Linked DNA regions of Homo sapiens: region 1 is linked to region 2. A link is a loop called in an ENCODE intact Hi-C map of the cell type or tissue named here. Cell type or tissue: heart right ventricle. All regions are shown on one strand.

What was found. Hi-C counts contacts between places; a loop is a spot of excess contacts. Peaks named below come from ENCODE experiments on the same cell type or tissue, not always from the same donor. Only the 100,000 strongest peaks of a DNase experiment are listed, where the experiment ranks them.
Region 1: a loop joins it to region 2, with 2.8 times the contacts of the local background. A loop is called at or near these places in 2 of 110 quality-filtered maps.

Annotation. Positions count from the first base shown.
Region 1 is chr20:3,864,798-3,867,297 of GRCh38, forward strand. It overlaps MAVS (mitochondrial antiviral signaling protein), which reads left to right. Exons shown (of 7, transcript NM_020746.5): 7 at 886-2,500. The coding sequence ends at 1,350. Among named protein-coding and RNA genes, the nearest start is that of MAVS, 19 kb to the left of the region's middle. RefSeq lists an enhancer at 1,215-1,716. In heart right ventricle, no CTCF peak of the experiment used is centred here; a DNase peak (open chromatin) is centred at 986.
Region 2 is chr20:4,071,013-4,073,512 of GRCh38, forward strand. No RefSeq gene overlaps it. Among named protein-coding and RNA genes, the nearest start is that of RNF24, 57 kb to the left of the region's middle. RefSeq lists enhancers at 438-939, 940-1,439. In heart right ventricle, a CTCF peak has its summit at 1,239 (motif pointing left); a DNase peak (open chromatin) is centred at 1,229.

The DNA of each region.
Region 1 (2,500 bases), 210 kb before region 2:
CGCCCTTCCTGGCAGGGATCCTGGCCCCTTCCCCCGGGACAGCTTGCCCACCTGGCCCTGGCCTTGGCCCCTTCCCAGTCTGCATTCTGTGTCCAGCCTGTGCTGCTCTGTGGCCTCTCCTTGAGGGCATACAGACAGTTGAGAACCAGCCTCATGCAGGCCCCACACCATGTTCTCCAGGAGGAACAGTCATTGAGCTTCTAAGTCTGGACACCTCAGGAGGGTCAGCCACAGGGGGCACCCACTGGTCAGGTGTATAAGTTCATTTAGGGCTCGTAGTTCCTAGTGAAGCCGAGCGGTGCCGTTTTGCACATAAGGAAGCAGTGACGGGGACAGCACAGTGGCCCATCTGCCTCTTGCCTTGCTCTTCACCAGGATGCCTGGTGTGTCCCTCCATGGCCAGGCTTTACAGAACGCAGTCCCACCTGGAGCAGCCACTCGGACCCAGCAGCCCCCCATTGTTGCCTGCTCCAAGCCTCACATCTAACCCTAGCTGCGGCTGTCTGCTGGGAAGAGCCAAGTCCATAGGGCCCTTTGGGCACATGGCCAGGCCTCTGACCCTGTGGCTGCTCTCTAGTTCTCAGGCCCAGGCAGGATGTCAGTGCAGGATGGAGCCCCGCCCTACCAAAGGCTTCCAGGTGGGCATGAGCTCACAGGCAGGCCAGGGAGTAGGGAAAGGCTGCCCTGGAGGAGGCCACCATTGGTGCAGATTCTTGGTCCCCTCTACCCCCACTGCTCCAAGAAAAGGTGGCCTAGGGGCATTATAGATTGGGAATTGAGGGGTTGGAGTGTTAGTTCATGCCCTGGCCTGGGAATGGGACCGCCCTACCAGGTTCGTCTCCCTGCCAACCCCAGTCCCTTCCAGTGCTCTCCTTTCTTTCCCAGGAGACCCCAGCAGCTCCAACACCCGCCGGCGCCACTGGAGGCAGCTCAGCCTGGCTAGACAGCAGCTCTGAGAATAGGGGCCTTGGGTCGGAGCTGAGTAAGCCTGGCGTGCTGGCATCCCAGGTAGACAGCCCGTTCTCGGGCTGCTTCGAGGATCTTGCCATCAGTGCCAGCACCTCCTTGGGCATGGGGCCCTGCCATGGCCCAGAGGAGAATGAGTATAAGTCCGAGGGCACCTTTGGGATCCACGTGGCTGAGAACCCCAGCATCCAGCTCCTGGAGGGCAACCCTGGGCCACCTGCGGACCCGGATGGCGGCCCCAGGCCACAAGCCGACCGGAAGTTCCAGGAGAGGGAGGTGCCATGCCACAGGCCCTCACCTGGGGCTCTGTGGCTCCAGGTGGCTGTGACAGGGGTGCTGGTAGTCACACTCCTGGTGGTGCTGTACCGGCGGCGTCTGCACTAGTGAAGCCCTGGGCTCTTCCCACCACCCATCTGTTCCGTTCCTGCAGTACACCTGGCCCCTCTCCGAAGCCCCTTGTCCCTTTCTTGGGGATTGTGGAGGCTGGGTCAGAGGGGAGTTAAGGGACTGCAGGCCTGGCAGCAGGACATGCCTTGGCTGAACCAAGTCCTGAGAGCAGCATCTCTGTCCCCACGGTGCCTTGTGTGGGTCCCCGTCCTTGGCTTTCTGGGTCCTGGGCTGCCCCCAGTGCTCCAGACCTTCCCCACTGGCAATCCAGGTTATCATCCATGTCCTCCAGAGGAGCTTCCTCCTCCAGGCCTCAGCCCTGTTGGCCCAGGTGGAGCAGGAGGGACCACTGGAACATGTGGTGCTTGGGAATGCCTCTCCTGTTGCATTGGTCCCTGAAGGCCTCAGGGCAGGTATGTGGTGTGTGGGCGACTCCACAAGACCTGCCTCCCATCCTGGCAGCCCAGCCTGAGACCGTTGCATTGAGGCAGGCAGGAGCGGCAGGGTGGCTGCTCTCCAGGAGCCCAACTGCCTTGAGTTCCTGCCCCACTGGGCCCCCTCCCCTGCTGGGCAATCCTGGGAAGGTCTGGAGGTTCCTGTGGACCTCAGGGAAGCCAGGGGCAGCTGTCAGGCCTGAGGAAGACCTGTGGAGCTCCTCTCCAGCCTCCTCTTTCCCTCCCCTCTGGTCTCCATTCTCTTCAGCTCCCTACATGGGCTGGGGAGGAGACACCTGGTGGGCAGAGCTCAGGCAGAGGTTTGGATTTCAGCTCCCTCACTTCCGGGGCTGTGTGGCTTTGGCAGATGTCAGACTTCTGGTCTTGCTTCTCCACGTGGACAGTGAGTATCTGGCTCATTCTTCACTGGGTTCTTCTGAGATTGAACCTACAGGTGTTTGCCAAGTGCCTGGCCCAGAGCAAGTGGCCACTGCTTCTCCCATCTCTCTCCTGCCCAACCTGGTAGAGCTGAGGGCATGAGAGGCAGAGTGCACAGTGGTCAAGGGTGCAGCTCTGCAGCACAGGCAGCCTAGGCCTGCGTCCCAACCTGCCTCTCACCAGCTCTGTGACCTTGGGCAAGGGATTTATCTGTCTGTCCCTTAGTTTTCTCACCTGTAAAAGGAGGATAAGTATATATATATATTTCCCAGTGT
Region 2 (2,500 bases):
AACTGGGAAGGCTATGTGCTGGAGGTAGAGGGAAGCCAAGGGCTGGATCCTGGAGGCTGCTGCAGTAGGCCCAGGGGAGTTGCAGGGATGGATCATAGGATGGAGGACGGGAAAAGAACTTGGGAGGCAGCAAACCTGGGTCAACTTCTGCTTCTGTTGCTCATCAGGCCTGTGTCGTGGGACAAATCACTTCACCTTTCAGAGCTTCCATTTTTCCAAGGGTAGAGTTAGGTTTTATGGGGCCTGAGGCTGATACAATTTGGGAGCCCTCCTCAAGCAGAAGAATAAAAACTATGATTACGAAATTGCAGGGCTTTGGAAGGGGCCCATGCAAGTGAGCTTAAGCTGCATTGGCTTTGCAGTAAATTGCTTCTGGCTTCTCCACTAGAAAAAATAGTAGACTTAATACTGATGGAACAGAATGGTTTTGAAGGTCAAATACATTCACCATACATAGTGGGAGTCCTGGGGGTGGAATCTGGCAGGAAGGCAGCTTTGCAGTGGGGAAAGGGCTCAGGCGGTGGCTGGTGGGTGGGCTCCTGGGGGAGAGAAGGGTGGAATGAGGAGTGTAGTGGAGAAACACAGAGGGGTGTCTGTTCTCTCATCGGGTCTCCATGTAACTGCCCCCAGGGCACACAGAGAGGGTTGTAGGCAGAAGCAGGAGCTGATTTCACGAGATTCTGAGGCCGAAGCAAGGTTGGGACAGGGTTCCAGACACAAACTTGGGAAGAAGGGTATGTTTTCTTCTCTAGAGTGAAAGGCTGAGCTGAGGATTCTTGAGCAGGTGATTTATTGAGCGAGTACTCTTAGAGAGACATAAGAGGGAGGGAATGAAGCAGGCCAGGGCAGGGAAGATGCTAAGCATGAAGTGGTCTCAGCTGGGGTCTGACTTCAGCCTGATCCAGGGGAAGCTCTGGGGTGTGGATCGGCCACTGAGCTGTCCCCCGTTGGGGTAAGCAGGACAGATTTTTTTGCACCTCTGTGTCAATTACTTTTTGGGGGAGATCTTAGCAATAGCTGGTGGGTGGGTGCAGTGGCCAAGGAGAGGAATCTGGGCAGGGCACCAACAGAATCCGTTACAAGGGTCCTTCTCCCATTTCTGCGTGATACGCAGACCTACTACGGTCTCAGGTTGCCAACTTGGAGGCTATAGGGGGAGAACAGATGGAATTTAGGAGGGTCCATAGTGCTGGTCATCAGGGCACTCTGGCAGGGGCAGTGGTGAGGTACTGCCCCCAAGTGGCTTCTAAGGCCATAGCTCTCTAGGAGGGGACCCGTGCTAAGCAGATGTAAGATATCCCAGTTATTCAGAAATAACTGGGATAAATCGAGGGGCCCTGGAGCACCCTTAGTCTGTGGACGGGGGCAAAAGCCCATAAAGTGTGTTTTCCCTGTTAATGCCACCTCATTTGTGTCCATAGGATGGAGAAACCTGGAGGAGCTCGGGGCACATATGGGAACAGCCTTTGTTGACTCTAAAGTGTAGGATGATTTCCAAGGCCATGTACCTGATCAGCTGGAGGTAGTTCCCATCCTGTGGAAGACATGCATCCCAACCTGGCTATGGCCCATTGATCGGTTCATGAAGAAGGGAAACCAGGCAGGAGGGGATGGCAGTTTGGTGCAACTGGGGTCCTGCAGCCTGCCATGTCCTAGAATAAGAGGCAATGATATTTATCTTTGCTGAGATGAGTTGCAGAAAAAAAGCACTTAAAACTTGCCTATGGTGTCAGTGTGAAACGGTACAAGAAGGAGGGAATCGTTGGGGGCCATATTGGCTGATGACCACAGGGGTTAATGCAGCCATGCCTCCTCTGTTACACACACACACACACACACACACACACACACACACACACGGAACCTTGAGATTCTGGTGCACTGAGTCCTGAGGATCCCTGGAGGAATCTGTGTGGCGGCTGCGGGGCCAGTGGAGCTGTAACAGTGGCAGTCGCTGCAGAAGACTGCACTATTCATCAAGGGTCTGGGCAGAGGAGCAGTGGTCAAGCTGGAGTGGTCTGGTGTGCGGCGTGGCTTGGTGCAGGTTAGTTAGACCTGATGCAGGGGCCTTCCCTTGGTGATGAGGTCTTCATTTTTATGTGCCCTAAAACAAGGGCCCAGGACCCTCCAGGCAGCCTCTCAGCTAGTGTGTCAAGGATAAAATGAAGAGTGATGTAGAAGTATTTTGATGAGGAGACATCTTCAAACCTGAGGACTTGTCCTTTTCTCAGCCTGGAGTCTCCCTGGCAGGGGAAGGAGTGTGTGTGGGTCTCCTCTGTGCCATGAAGCCAAGGCAATGCCAGTCCCCAAATTGTGGTCACATGAGGCCTCTCCTGCCTCCCAGGTCAGGGAGTGGGACTCACCGTTCATCTATTAAGGAACTTTAGTATCTGGCCATGTGCTTTATGAACAGGTCACTCCATCTGAGCTTGCAGGGAGTTCTAATTTCTGGGCTCTTCCCTAAGGAGCTGGCTCCTAGGCTGAGAGTATAGGTCCTCAG